Linked DNA regions of Homo sapiens: region 2 is linked to region 1. Evidence: read pairs that join two places in POLR2A ChIA-PET (ENCODE). Cell type or tissue: GM12878. All regions are shown on one strand. Links, peaks and the distances in the headings refer to the core of each region. The heading gives the core; the rest is flanking DNA.

Evidence for each region. ChIA-PET counts read pairs that join two places held together with the same protein. Peaks named below come from ENCODE experiments on the same cell type or tissue, not always from the same donor. Only the 100,000 strongest peaks of a DNase experiment are listed, where the experiment ranks them.
Region 2: POLR2A ChIA-PET joins it to region 1 with 5 read pairs; 2 of 35 experiments call an interaction of 5 or more read pairs at or near these places.

What each region holds. Positions count from the first base shown.
Region 1 is chr11:26,550,982-26,559,033 of GRCh38, reverse strand. It overlaps ANO3 (anoctamin 3), which reads right to left. Exons shown (of 27, transcript NM_031418.4): 13 at 5,689-5,785. MUC15 (mucin 15, cell surface associated) reads left to right here. Exons shown (of 5, transcript NM_001135091.2): 5 at 1-2. Among named protein-coding and RNA genes, the nearest start is that of MUC15, 17 kb to the left of the region's middle. In GM12878, for the core only: no CTCF peak of the experiment used is centred there; a DNase peak (open chromatin) is centred at 2,280.
Region 2 is chr11:26,301,757-26,309,808 of GRCh38, reverse strand. It overlaps a transcript of ANO3 not described here. Among named protein-coding and RNA genes, the nearest start is that of ANO3-AS1, 18 kb to the right of the region's middle. In GM12878, for the core only: no CTCF peak of the experiment used is centred there; no DNase peak of the experiment used is centred there.

The DNA.
Region 1 (8,052 bases), core at 1-5,000:
TACCTTTGCTTGTTTGCATTTGCATAATGCCCTCAGTATATATGTAACTTAGTGAGAGAAATTAAACTAACACAGTGAAGGCAAAAAATGTCTGGCCAGCACAAAAATTCCATAGAAACGATAGAGAAAATAGGGCATTGTCCTCACAGGAGGGTGAGGACAATCATGGGTTAAAGAACAGTATTATAAGGAAAGTTGGAATGGAATGGTGTCCTCCTTGTTCAATCTGACATCCAGAGGGTGCTCAATGGGAGCATTAAAACAACAGTAATACGTATTTCAGTTGTAACATCTGGAACACACTGCAAAATATATGTAAAGCAAGTCATCATAAAATGTATTTTCCTATAATGTGGCATTATTGATAATATCATCATAGAAAAGATGCGCTCCCTTTGAAGGTTGGTGGATAGGTGCAAAATGTCCCATATGGCTCTAAAATTCATTGTTGGTTAAGGCACGGTATTTCTAAAAATTAATATAAAAATCGGTTTTCAAAACAATCATCAGTGTACATTTATATCAGGAGAGAAAAGGATCATAAAGAAATTCTCCCACAGAGCTCATAAAATTATACCCAGCAGGGAGTCAAGAATTTTTGTTTCTCAAGACGTCCCACAGAGACACCTGAGGCTGCTGAACAGCTGAACAGCTGTCTGTTTTCCTTTGTAAACCAACATCATACAGGAAACAGTCTCTTAGAGTGTTAGAACAGACTTTACACATGGGGATTTAAAGGTCACCAAGAAATAATGGCCCTTCCCCGCTCTAGAAATAACCATGCTTTTAGAAAAGTGGCAAATAAAAAGCCATCCTTAGTAGCAATTGTGTTGCATGAACTTATCATAGTTTGTGTAGTATTTTCCTTTAAAGTGCTTCTCATTTTTTTTCTTACTAGGTTTGCTAACAAATCTTTCAGGCATTTTAAGTCAATAAATTTAAACATTAATAGTTTAGGAACATCTTCCTGAGATAAAGTTGGAGTACATGTAATATTCTTGTAATGTGGGATTATATACATCTAATGGGAGATAAAGCTAGAAGGAGCATTAGAGAAGACTTCAGAACTTGCTCTAAGGAAGAGTACGACAGTGTTTAATCATGTGTTAGATTTACCAAGCTATTACACATGGGATGTATTATGACGTGGGAGATCATAGAGACAACAAGAACAGTTCGAGGTCTGTGGTTATAGCTTGAGATGTTCAGGGCTTTATTTAGGGTGCTGACATATGAGCTGCTGAATGAAAATGGGAAAAAGAATGAAGGAAGAGTCAAGCTTACTGTGAATGGCTCAAGCTTAGATCATGGGTGATTGACAGAAGAATTAAGTGATAACTGGCCTTCTGTCTAATAGGACAAGAGCACTTGTTATACTGAAGAAACTCCAGATGAAATATTGAGAAAATTCCATAAGCAGCATAGCAGATTTTTCTAAAAGCAAAAAGAATCTTGTCCTACACATATAATTAAATATGTAATACATTAAATTATTTTATTAGAAAAACAGCTTGCCTTTATGAATAGAGGGACCCATGGCAAGCATTTTGTTCAACTTTTTTTTTTTTTTTTTGAGACAGAGTCTCGCTCTGTTGCCCAGGCTGGAGAGCAGTGGTGTGATCTCGGCTCACTGTAAGCTCTGTTTCCTGGGTTCACGCCATTCTCCTGCCTCAGCCTCCCGAGTAGCTGGGACTACAGGCGCCCGCCACCACGCCCGGCTAATTTTTTGTATTTTTAGTAGAGACAGGGTTTCACTGTCTTAGCCAGGATGGTCTCGATCTCCTGAGCTCGTGATCCGCCCGCCTCGGCCTCCCAAAGTGCTGGGATTACTGGTGTGAGCCACCGCGCCTGGCTTGTTCAACATTGTTAAGATGACTAGGCATAATATATAAAGAAGGTAGCAAACTTAGCCTAAAAGCTTGATTTAAGTACAAATTGTCCATTTTCTTTGACACCTGATTTCTCTTGAAGAACTGAGTGTGACTACAAATCAAAAAATGTGGGTACTGTTAAAGAGATATATATCTGATTAGGTTGGAAGCTGAAAGTCTATGTTTTCTCCATGATACCTGCTGGGTCTTGTTCTAAAGTTGCTTTATAGGTTCAGAAAAACATAAGGCTCTGAAAAATGCCACTTATATCCCACTAAAGTCTCTCCAGGATAAGGAGAACAAGGTGCCTCCTTGGCAGATTCAACCATGTATGCAGAGCTATTACTGGAGACTTGGAGGGCAGGGAGTCAGAATTGAAGCTGAAGGTCACTCCCTTTCACTTCCTCATTCCTTACCTCTTGGGCAGGGTAAAACCTGAATAACCATTTTATTTGCTGGACCTGGGCAGAAGCTACATAAAAAATGCAGTCTTGATTAGACTATTCTCCACGTATCTTTTAAAAAATTTGGTCCTAGAAATTAGAGTCACCTGAGGAACTTGTTAACATAGAGAGTTTGAGGCCTCACCCTTGACCAATTGATTCTAAATTTCAGGATACGGGGTCCAGAAATCTGCTTTTTTAACAAATGTTCTAGATGATCTGATGTACAGTCTTATACAGACTCCTTTTTTTTTTTCATGAAGTTTCTTGAAAAGAACAGCTTCTCTCCTACTTCTGTTGTAACCTCAAATCAGTATACAGTCTGAGGTTCATACTGGGTATTGAGTACATGTTTGTTAAACAAGTTTTTTTTTAAAGAGAAAATTATTATGAGTAAGACTTAACTTCAAGGGGTTGAGTCATTTTTCAATTATATGAAAAACAATTTAGGACCTCTATCTAATTATTTCACCTTAAATGAGAATTCCTAGCATCACAGGGTTTGATAATGTAGTGTCAGTGCATTTAAATGTGTGCAAATATCACTAAATTACTTAATTGCAAAAATATCCTAATTCCAATACTTTTAAGTACTAAAATAAAAGTAGTCATGAAAGGAAACATTAATGTACTTAAATATTAATTTTTATCATATGATAGGACCAGTTATTTTCCATGCAAACATATCACTGAAATTATAAAGGGAATAATTATATGTACACACATGGCCTTTTCAATATAATATGGAAAATTTAATTTATTTTTCTTTGTCACAAGCAGTAATGGATTCTGTAAGGAACTGAATTGAGAAGTCCCTAGATCATGTGTCCAGATGATTTTGTTTCTAGATGATCCTAGATTGGTTGGCTTGTACCTTTGGCAAAAATCTGCTCCCTTATATCTGATTCTACCCATCAATAAATTATTAGCTATTTAAATTCAAAAATATATAGTAAAATAGACTGTTGATTTCCATCCAATAAGGGAAGAGGAACTCTTATTTTTAAAGTATAAAACAAGTAGCTACATTTTATCTTAGTCAGAGGAACAAATAAAAGACATTTCATCCTAGTGGGTTGTATTTCTTGTATTCTTCCATAAGGCAATATTCTCCTTTGCAAGCTAACTTTTCCACCTTCCTTATACATGTTATTAAGTGAATTCTTTGTGAGTCATCCCTGTCCTTAAATGTACCTTTCTCTGTTCAGAAAAGAAGAGATGTATTTACTGCATGATGACAAAAGCAACCTAGATGTAGTGTTTCCTTGGACGGCTTCCTTACTTTATCACTCTGCCATATGTGGATATTTCTTGTCTTCAGTGTTAAAATAATGCCAATGTGTGTTATTAGATATGTCCAAGTGAAAGAAGAAGTATCTGGATTTTTTTGGCATTCCTAGGCTGTTTTATGTCTAAAATCATAGGCTAGGAGAGAGACATATGTGTATACATCTAATAACTCTTAACACACTTGGTTCTTGCCAAAAGTGATGAGAAAATGCTGCCTCCAAACAAGATAACCATGTTTCTAAGTCTCTATCATCTTTATGGAACATTTAAAAGAATGAAAAACTAAACATTTGTTCTGAAATTAAAGTATAAACGAAACAGACTTTTCACATGTTCTTCATTCAAGATAAATCAGAAACTAACTTTACTAAGTTATGTTCTTGTAGTAAGGACATTGAGTGGCTTTGGATTTTGCACCCAGCCTTGTCAAAATTAATTGTATGGAGACCTCCACTCTGGAAAAGATGGAGTAAGAGGGATTGATTTTATCCCTATGCTGGAAACACCCCCAAAATGCACAAAATGTATAAAACAACAGATTACAAGATGGTAGACATCAGGCAAAAAAGGGCAATGATCCCTGAGAGACGGAAAACAAACAACGCTCACATTATTACTCCTCAGATTACTGCCTTGAAGAGTTCCCAGGGTGTAGAGAAGAATAACCTAGGCAGTACTCAGTGAGTATGTATGCAAGGAAACCATCTGTCAAGGAAAGCACCACTTGAGAGACTGGAGTCAGACCAGCCACTGGGAGCCCTCATTATGCACAGTGACTTGGGTAGCGTACACAGAAAGAGCATTAGAATTGTTAAAATTCATAAAGATTGACCACACCGAGGCTCGGTGACTACACAGAAAACTGGAATTCTCATATACCATGGGTGGGTATGTAAAAGATATAAACACATGGGAAAAGTTTTGCTTAACAGGGTTTTCATAGGCTAACCATATACCTATCACATGATCCAACCAGTCTACTCCTAGGTAATTACCCAAGAGAAATGACAGCATTTGTCCATATAAGGACTTGTAGATGAATGTTAATAGAAGACTTTTTTAAAATAGGCAACAATTTGAAACAATCCAAAATTTTGATAATAGGTAAAGAAATAAACAAACAGGGTATAGATATTATGGAATAATGTTCAGCAATAAAAATGATCTATTGATAAATGCTACATTATGAATGAATCTCAATACATATGCTGTGTGAAAGAAGCCAGAAAAAAATACATAAATACACAGGATTCAATTTACACAAGAATCTAGAAAATACAAATTTATCTATAATGACACAAAGCAGGTGGCTGCTAGAGCACAGGGGAAGGTCAGGGAGGCAGGGATTGAAAGGGCGTGAGGAAAATTTTGGAGAGGATATGTTCATTATCTTGATTATGCTAACGGTTTCACAGGTGCACGCATATAACAAAATATATCAATTCATACACTTTAAGTAGGTACATTTCATTACATGTTAATTACACTTCTATAAAACTGTTTTACAAACGAAAATAATAATGTAGAATTCAGTGTTTCTTAAACTTGAAGGAACATTGAAATCACCCAGGAAAATTTGAAATACACCGATATTCATGTTCCAATCCCAAAGATTCTGATTTAATTGTTCTGGGGTTGATCTGAGCTTCAGGAGTTTTAAAAGCCGTTCAGTTAATTCTAACAGGCAGCAATTTGGGGATTTTTTGAATGTTATTTCATTTTCTCCGTACCGATAGAAGTATTTTAACTTCATAAGTTTTCATGTAACGTACACATTTAGTAAGTAGCAATAGAAGTAATTGTTTGCTAAAAAGAATCTAGATATAATTACATGTGGAAGTTTATGTTTATCTATGGTGGCAAAAATCAGTTATAAAAACAAAGGAAGACAAAAATGTTCAAATAAAAGTATACTCGCTTTCTAATTGCAATAGACTGACATTTTATTCAGTTGTCAATGGCACTTATTAAGGTTGAAACTCTTGAGAACACTTAACTTTGGTAAAAAGCTATTGACTAGAGGACTTCTTACAGCCTGCTTCTCAGTACAGCTCAGGGAGGAGAATGTGAGGGTCCACACTCACCTTGGCATAGATACAGCTGTCGTTGAGTCTCTGCAGGGAGCAGTTCTTGTCACAGAGAGGGCACATAAAGACTTCAGTGGCTTTACAAATTTCTTGGCTTGAGAAAAAACAAAAACAAAAACAAAACAAAACATAGCATGAAACTGTGACTAAGAATTCACTTAGCCCCTACAGCAAATCCTGTTGGAACCAGCAAGGCAGAGAGGAAAAGGAGAAGAAATGGGAATAGTGGGGAGTGGTGGGCACTGTGGTGTGACTCCAATTCAAACACTTTAGAATATTTGTGATGCAAAAGTTTGGGATTCCTTCTTTAATTTTAGAAAATGCTGTCAAGATAATTGTGTGATAAATGGTGAAACTTTGTCTACAATGACACTTTTATACATGATTTCATGGCACTCAGGATAATCTTGTGCGGTATACCAATGGAGTTTTAGCCAAACTCGCAGGCTTGGAAGTGGCTGAGATGGAATCAAACCTATTTGGTTTTCTCAAGTCTGGTGATCACACAATTTATAACACCCACTGCAGTACATATTGTTGGTGCAGAATGTTCATTGGAGATTAAAATAATTGCTTTTTTATGTTTGCTTGTTGGGTTTTTTTTGCAGCACCTTGACATACACTGTCACAATGACATGCCATAGTTTATATTTATGTAAATATGTTCTCTAATAGAATGTAACTTTATGACACATCTCTTCAGTTTTATGTCCACTGCCTTTAAGAAAATTTCTCAGCATACATTTTAGATGACTTTGTGACAGCACTAACACATCAATAACAATTTCCGAAGAGCCTCAGACTCACAGTTCTCAGCAACTTATTTGCAGGACGCTTTGTGCCCTTTCCTCTCATACATGGCCCTTTCCCATTTAGTATCCCCTGAATTAACTCTTCTCTAGAAATGTTGAAAGGAATTTAAAGGCTTTAGAAAATGTGTCTGGATTCAGCTCTTAATACAAGTTTAATTGGCAATGTTTACAGCAAGATTTGTTGTTTTTACACATTTGTACTTGAACCAAAAAAAAGAATGCGTGTGAATTTCCATGTGTATTTCAAGTATGGGATGTATATAATCTCAAGCCAAAGTGGGGATCAATAGTAAGTAATGATACCACATAGTAACATGATGCTTTACAGCGGGCAAAGATGATTTTATGTCTGTCAAATTGTTTAGTCTTCACTCCAATCTTGGGTAATGGCAATTATCTCCAGTAAAAAGAGAAAAACAATGTTCAATTTAAGGAACTTGCTCAACATTATAGAGCTAGCTAGAGGTACTTCAGGGACCCCAAGCTTAGGTTTTCTGATTGTAGATCCAGTTCTCCATCAACTATATCTAAAAGAGAGATACAGTTTGTTTCATATTTTAAGGGAACTTTTCTATCAAGTAATAATTTATTAGTGATCACGATGATGAAATGGGTCTTACATATACTATAGCTCTTCTACTTTCACACTCATCATCTTACTAGTAATCAGGATGTCTACATAAAGTAGGAGAAAGCAGGTAAACTACACATTTTAAAAACCAAAAAGAAAGAGAAGATTATATCTCCTCTTATGTCAATACTAGTAATTTGTAGGAATAAGAACTATTAACACACTTCTTGAAAAAAATTGAAATGAGCTTTTTAACATAATTCATTGTTTCACAAATGATACAATTTGTCCTGCTTTAGAATCTTATACTAAAAAGGTATTGAAGTTTGTTTATATGACATAATCTTTCTCAATTTCCAAATGGAGTCAATCAAAAGCTCAGATTTATTGAAGCACCAAGTCTAGAATTCCAGAATCTTTTTACTGCTAGAATCATTACATTCATTTTCTGAAAGTTACTCAACATTCAACTTGATACATGGTACACAAAAATCATCACAAAACTTTTGACATTTTTTAGTCTAAAATATTTAAGAGTATCACAAGTTTCTTTGACTTTACTTAACCACTAGAGGGAGAGAGAGTTCCCATCATGAGTGTTTCTTAATTTCTTTTGCAGTGCTTGACAATCCAAACAACCACTCAAATTGTGGTTTTCTTTTGTTTTGTATTTATTGCTAAATATACACATCAAGTGTGATTCCAAAGAAATAATCATTACTACCAATTAAAGATAAAAGTAGCGATAAATTTTCTATATGGAGGTGGATGTTTGGACCCACTCACTTGAGGGTTCTCATGCTTCCTTATAATCCAGCTAACATGATAAAGAATGGAAGATAAAATATTTGCTTTGTGGTACACATTTTTGGGGAAAAGTGTGAAACTAGGTTTAAGGAAAACCAGTAGGGCATTATGGATAAATCATTGCTTTTAAAATCAGACATAATCATCAGAGAAATGCAAATCAAAACTACA
Region 2 (8,052 bases), core at 1,687-6,686, 250 kb after region 1:
CCCCCCTGTAAAGACTCTGGAGTTGCTACCACATTATATTGAAGAACAGAGTTGGTGGGAGCTCTTGAAACACCATCCCCAAGACTCACCTTCATTATATTTGCCTTTGGCAGCCCACACACTCTTCTCAAGCTCACGATGAGAAAAGCACAACTTTTGCAGACCTGTGAGAGAGAACAAAAGAGAAAAATAAAAATTGCTCAGAAACTCAGTAGACCAGAAAGAGAGTAGAAAATTATCATGGAAAAGAAGAGCTTTTCATGTTGACTATAGCTGCAGTATAACTACTATCTGATATAGGCCAAATTAGTTCTGAAGAAGTGTGTAGGAAGATACAATTTTCAGTAAATTGCATTAGAAACTAAGCAGGTGGGTAGGTTCTATTCACTGTTATGCAAGCTGATTTAGCTGTCATCTTTGAAACAGCTTAGAATGGACAGATTTTCCAATTACATTTTCCTAGGGTGGGTAACACACTCTTCTAATATTCTGCACCCCCAAACTCGGAGGCTGTACCTTTTCCTTTGCTCACTCTGATCTTTTTCATAGGCATGCTAAATCACCGGAATTATTGAGCATAACCTATCCTTTCTAACCTCTGCTCAGCCTGTTGTCTGTGTCTAGAATGCCTTCTTTATCTAACAAGTCAATGGAAAGTCTACTCTTATGATTCAACTCTTAGAAAGACAACTTTTTAAGTGACACCTCCACTTAGGAACAATCATTCCTATTAAAAAAGCTTTTCTATGGAAATGTGTGCAATCCTGAAATGTTACCTAGTAAAATGCAGTGGAGACTACATTCCCATCACTCTAACTATATGAACTTAGGGAGATTAAAAACTCTGACCTCAGTTTTTCTTTCTCCTGCAAAATAGAAATAATAATAAGAACTACCTTGAAATGCTGTAAAAATAAAAATGTGCATAGGCTGTTTAGCTTTTGTGCATGCTAAATCCCTGGGATAGATCCTGGTTCATAGTAAGTATTCAGCAAGTGGTAGCAATCAACAACTTTTTCTGCCCATAATTATAGTAATTCCTTTATTTCTCTGCCTCCCTCATTAGACAATCAGTTCCTTAACGGTGGATACCATATCTTTGAATTCATTTCTGTATTCTTTTCCCTGTTCCCAAATGTTTGACAAAGTACCTTGTATTTAACAAGGTTTTGTTTTCATTTTAATATAAGTTGCCTAAGCTTATTCAATTGATACATGATATATTTAACCTCACTTTTTAAGTAGCCTGCCAATTGAATAAAATTAGTTTTATGTAATAACAGAAAAAAAATTCTGTAAAATATCTGCTTAAATACTTTTATAAGAGTATAAACTTGCTTGCCAGATAAATGAATAATGATGTGCAGTCTACTTCATTTATAATAGTAGAGTGTATTTTATAATGGTTGAGTGAATTCTGTACTAAATTGTATGAAATCCCCTTAAATATAAGTTTATGGAATGTAAACTGAAAGGAACCTTGAGGACGATCTAATCCAATCCTTATTTCACAGATAAGCAAACTGAGACCCAGTATGTGTAAGGGAATTATTAGGAGATGTGCATCTTGGAAGTCACAGAGAGAAAACTTGAATCCAGGTCTCTTCATTGTTTTTTCTTGTCTAACACTTTTGTGTCTTTGCAGAAAGATATTTAGATTTGCCAATTGTGCCATCAACATGATAAAACAGATAAAATGATTTTGAGGAGACTAAGACCAGATGTTCAGAAAAGCCATAATAAATTTGAACTAAATATCTTCAGTTAAAGATGGAAAGCAAGCTGAACTCCAAAAGTAGAAGGATTTGGGTAGACCAAGGAAATTACAAGGTAACTTCAGGTGTGAGAAATAATGAGTGAAGTGTAAAATCAGAATAGACAAAGACTTTGTGAGATGAAGGAGAGGAAAATGGGGTTAGAGAAGCCTGTTCACAGAACCCTAGGCAGATGCAGAAAAGGCATAATTATAAGAAAGCTGAAAACACGTAGTGCAATTCAATCATGTGATGGTGAACAAAACTAAATAATTTTGTCTTTTTCATTAAATTGTTATTATTATTATTATTATTATTATTATTATTATTATTTAGAGACGGAGTTTCGCTCTTGTTGCCCAGGCTACAGTGCAGTGATGACATCTCTGCTCACTGCGACCTCCACCTCCTGGATTCAAGTGATTCTCCTGCCTCAGCCTCCTGAGTAGCTGGGACTACAGGCATGTGCCACCATGTCTGGCTAATTTTTGCAGTTTTAGTAGAGACATTTAAATTTTTAGTAGAGACATTTCACCATATTGGCCAGGCTGGTCTCGAACTCCTGACCTTAGGTGATCGGCCTGCCTCAGCCTCCCAAAGTGCTGGGATTACAGGCGTGAGCCACGGCACCCAGCCCCTCATTAAATTATTAACTACATCTGGAGGACATTAAAAAAGAGACCCTTTACTTATTTATTTTGAGACAGAGTTTTGCTCTTGTTGCCCAGGCTGGAGTGCAATGACGCAATCTTAGCTTACTGCAACCTCCGTCTCCTGGGTTGAAGCGATTCTCCTGCCTCATCTTCCCAAGTAGCTGGGACTAGAGATATGTGCCACCACGACTGGCTAATTTTTGTATTTTTAGTAGAGGCGGGGTTTTACTATGTTGGCTAGGCTGGTCTCAAACTCCTGACCTCGTGATCCGCCTGCCTCGGCCTCCCAAAGTGCTGGGATTACAGGCATGAGTCACCATACCCAGCCAACCCTATTTATTAAAAGTACATTTTGGGAAAATTAATCTAACATTTATGTGTAGAAGATTGTAAAAAAAAAAGTCATAGTTTAAGGCCCCATAGATTATATGGGAATTTTAAAAAGTAGACTGAAGCTTCAATAAAGGTTGTGGCATTGTAAATAGAATATATGGGTAACATTACAAAAGAAACCTCAAATTACCCAGTTGGCTAGAAAGTAAAGAATAGAGACAGAGATAGAAGGAGATCATATTTCATAATATTTCATACTTAGGAGACCTCACACATGTTTTCCATTGACAAAGTTAGGAATGCAGGGAAGAAGGTCATGCTGGTATGAGATGTGATAGCCCCATTCCAGACTACTGATTTTGGGGGCAATTCCGGTTTTTAAAAAATATGTTTTCTTTTTTTTTAGAGACAGGATCTCACTCTGTCATCCAGGCTGGAGTGTGGTGGCACAATCAGGGCTCACTGCAGCCTTGACCTCCAAGGCTTCAGTGATCCTCCCACCTCAGCCTCCCAAGTAGCTGGGACCACAGGTGCACACCACTGCACCTGGCTAATTTTTTATTTTTTGTAGAGACGAGGTCTCCCTATATTGCCCAGGCTGGTCAGCCTCCCAAAGTGCTGAGATTATAAGTGTGAACCACCATACCTGTCCTTGAGTTTGGGACAATTCTATCCATGCATTCGGGAGCCTTGGAGAGAGGTAAGGTTAGGAGATACAGATTGGGATATTATGCAAAGGTGAAGGCTGAATCTATATAAGGATTAAGTTCTTGAAAGACAAGAATAGGAAGAATAGGCCGGGAGCGGTGGCTCACGCCTATAATCCCAGCACTTTGGGAGGCCGAGGCGGGCTGATCACGAGGTCAGGAGATCGAGACCATCCTGGCTAACACGGTGAAACCCCGTCTCTACCAAAAATACAAAAAAAAAAAAAAAAAAAAAATTATCCGGGCTTGGTGGCGGGCGCCTGTAGTCCCAGCTACTCTGGAGGCTGAGGCAGGAGAATGGCGTGAACCTGGGAGGCGGAGCTTGCAGTGAGCCGAGATCGCGCCACTGCACTCCAGCCTGGGCGACAGCGAGAAGCGAGACTCTGTCTTAAGAAGAATAGGAAGAATAAAGTGCAGGGAGGAAGACAAATTCTTAGCCCACACCTACAGCTGGTTGGCAGAATATAAAAGAGAAACCAATAAACCAGTGAAGAGCTATCAATGGAGTATTTGAAACAAAATATATTTTCAACTCCATAATGAGCGAGCCCTACATACTAAATGCAGTTGAGGAGCATGTTTACTGGGTATAACTATATCAATTTCAAAATGCTAGTTTCCATATCAGGATTTATATCTGGCCAAATGATTCAACTCTTGTATGAAAAAATAAATATAATTTAATGAAGAACTCTGAAAGTAGTTATGTAAGATTAGTTCATCTTTAGAAACATAAAAGTGAATTGAAATATTTCATTAAAATATTGGTTTCTGAGAAAAAGTCTCTGCAGACTACTTGTTGAATATCACTTATCAAATTTGCTATTCCTCTGAAAACCCTCTTTTATCAGGATTTATGAATAAGACAAACATTAGGTCTCTCTTCTGTCTCGGTGGAAAAACCCCATGCTAATCCGATTAAAGTTCCTTAAATAAGTTAACAGATCTGGGTGCCAATATCATCAAAGGAGCTACATGTCATCTTGAATGAGTTTTGGGAAGGAAGGCCAGCCAATGTCAGAAGTTGTTTGAATGAAAAGCTGAGACTTTTCAAAGTTGCCTTTAATCATACGCTGACTCAATAAATAAAGACATCTAAACCAGATTGAATCATGCATTATCAATGCTGAAAGACAACCTACAATAAAATGTCTTTATTAGAACCAAAGTTGTTTATGTGGAATATTACTTTTTTTTTTTTTTTGCCTTGTAGGGAGCTAATGAATCGGTTTGGAATAAAAGTAATTCATAAACATCTAATTGGATAACTGTGAAGAGTTCACTTTTTCTTAATTTCTATCTCTGTAAAATGAGAAGATCGAACTGGACCCTTTTCTTTTTTTTAAAAAAAAGCAGTTTTCAAGTCCTTTAATTGGGATAATAATATGTTTATTATCAAATCTTCTTCAACCTGACCTTTCACAAAGTCATAATGCAGATAATAACATGAGTGACCAGTCTTGGTTGGAGAGCAATTTGGTAGAAATTTAAAAACTTAAAATACATATTCACTCTAACTCAGTAATCTCACTTCTGGGAATCTCTCTTTTCGGTATACATGCACAAAGCCAGAAAGATGGATTAACTGATGTTTGTTGCCATACTATGTGTAACATTGAAAAATTGAACACAAATCCTAAGAAAACTTGTATAACATAATTTTACAATCTTATGGAGCTAGTAAAAAATGAGGTGGTTCTATATGTACTGATATGGTGAAATATTATTATATATCCTTAAGTGAAAAAATAAGTTATCAAATGGCTGTACTATGACTTATTTGCAATCTCCCCTATTGTATTTATTTATCTATATTAGATAAATGGGAAAGAATAAGAAGGGATACATACATTAAACTGTAACTGTGGTTACCTGTGTACAGTGTCTTTGGGAGGTAATTTTTAAAAAAAGTTAAATAAGTGTTTGCAATTTGAGAAAATGGCCTTTAAATAATAAATAACATGAATTTAGTGGGTAAAAAGGCAATTAGTACTCCTCACTAGGTCCTAGTTATATTACATATAAATCCTTAATGCTTTTAAAGCATTATGTAGAGGACAATCTACATTTGCCATTGCTATAGGTACTCAACATACTATTTAAAGAGTAATAAGTTGAAGTCACTGAAAAAAGCCTAAATAAAAAGCTTCCTCTATTTCAAATGAAAATTGTAAATATGAAAATATTAAATTATGTACATATGAAAAATATTAATCCTTAGTAGTAATCGAAGAAAATGAATCAAAACAAGAATATAATACCATTCAATCAACATATTATAAAAGCCAAAGTGAATATTATTTGATATTACTTAAGATTTGATCACAAGAAACTTAAAAAAATAATTTTGGCCGTGCACGATGGCTCACGCCTGTAATCCTAGCACTTTGGGAGGCTGAGGCAGGTGGATCACGAGGTCAAGAGATCGAGACCCGCCAAAGTGGTGAAACCCCTACTCTACTAAAAATACAAAAATTAGCCAGGTATGGTGGCAGGCACCTGTAGTCTCAGCTACTTGGGAGGCTGAGGCAGGAGAATCACTTGAACCTGGGAGGCAGAGTTTGCAGTGAGCCGAGATCATGCCACTGCACTCCAGCCTGGGTGACAGTGCTAGACTCCATCTAAAAATAAATAAAATAATAACAATAATAATTTCAACTTTTATTTTAGATTCAAGTGGTACATTTGTAGGTTTGTTACATGGGTATATTGCATGATGCTGAGGTTTGGGATATGGATGATCCCATCAGCTAGGTAGTGAGCATAGTACTCAATAGGCAGTTTTTCAGTCCATGCGTTCCTTCCTCCGTCTCCCTCTTAATAGTCCCCAGTGTCTATTGTTTCCATCTTTGTGTCCATATGTACTTGATACTTAGCTCCCATTCATAAATGAGAACACAAAGTACTTGGTTTTCTGTTCCTGCATTAGTTCGCTCAGGATAATGGCCTCCAGTTGCATCTTTGTTGCTGCGAAGGGCATAATTTCATTCATTTTATGGCTGTGTAGTATTGTATGGTGTATATATACCACATTTTTTTTTTAAATCAGTCCACCATTGAAAGACACCTAGGTTGATCTCATGTCATTTCCATTGTCAATAGCGCTGTGATGAACATACAACTGCATGCATCTTTTTGGCAGAACGATTTATTTTCCTTTGGCTATATGCCCAGTAATGGGATAGCTGGGTCAAATGGTGGTTCTGTTTTCAGTTCTTCGAGAAATCTCCAAACTGTTTTCCACAGTGGCTGAACTAATTGACATTTCCACCAACAGTGTATAAGTGTTCCCTTTTATCTGAAGCCTCACTAGCATTTGTTATTGTTTTACTTTTTAATTATAACCATTCTGATTGATGCAAGATGGCATTTCATTGTGGTTTTGATTTGCATTTCTCTGATGATTAGTGATGTTGAGGATTTTTTCATATGTTTGTTGGCTACTTTTAAAAAATGTCTATTCATTTCCTTTGCCCATTATTAATAGGGTTATTTGTTTTTTGCTTGTTGGTTTAAGTTACTAGGAAATTTTATATATTACTGGTGCTAATAGTTTTTGCGTGATAGCATCATAATTTCTAAACACATATATATGTCCATACAAAAGCTGAAAATATATTACAGAATATTAAAAGTGCTGATTTTCAAATAATAAGATATAAGGCATGTTATTTCTTTCTCTGTGTACTTTCAACACATCCCAGTATTTATGCATTTGTACTTTGTTATTTATATTTTTTCTATAATGGTAAATATATAAATAGTTTGAAAGTAATATTTGTTTAAGGCCGTTAGTTTATTCACTGAAATAATCGGAGGCATTCTTTTGACTTCTGTCATTTTTCCTTTTTATTATCATTATTATTTTGAGACAGAGTCTCACTCTGTTGCCAGGCTGAAGTGCAGTGGCGCCATCTCACCTCACTGCAACCACTGCCTCCCAGGTTCAAGCGATTCTCCTGCCTCAGCCTCCTGAGTAACTGGCATTACAGGCGTGCGTCACCATGCCCAGCTATTTTTTGTATTTTTAGTAAAGACGGGGTTTCACCGTGTTGGCCAGAATATTCTCAATCTCTTGACCTCGTGATCCACCTGCCTCGGCCTCCCAAAGTGCTGGGATTACAGTCGTGAGCCACCGCACCTGGCCATCATTTTTCTTAAATAAACTCTCATACACTAACCACTTTTTATGAATTAGCTATTCTCCTCACTTCTCCAAAGAACCAGATAAAATTCAGTTTATGTATAAGAAATTATATGAGACAGACAGCACATGATGACTGGAAGACTGGCTGAATCTTGGCAGTTACCTTCACAGTCTCTGCCTAGTACCTTGTAGCTTAGCAGGGCTGAATCACCAGTCTCTCCCCTACTTTTCGATTTGGGATATTAATAACTTTCTATCATTTTTACCATAAATGCTCTTCTAAAACATGCAGGCCTATCTATGTGATGGGGCTTAGAAATGAGTTGATAATGTAAAGGTCTATCTCACTCTCACTTTGAGCCTCCTTGTCTTTTGAGATGACATCAATGGGGGCAGGGATAAAACAGTCTGTTCTATAAGGTAATTGAAGGTTTTTGTAACAATAGGGATGGAAGAAA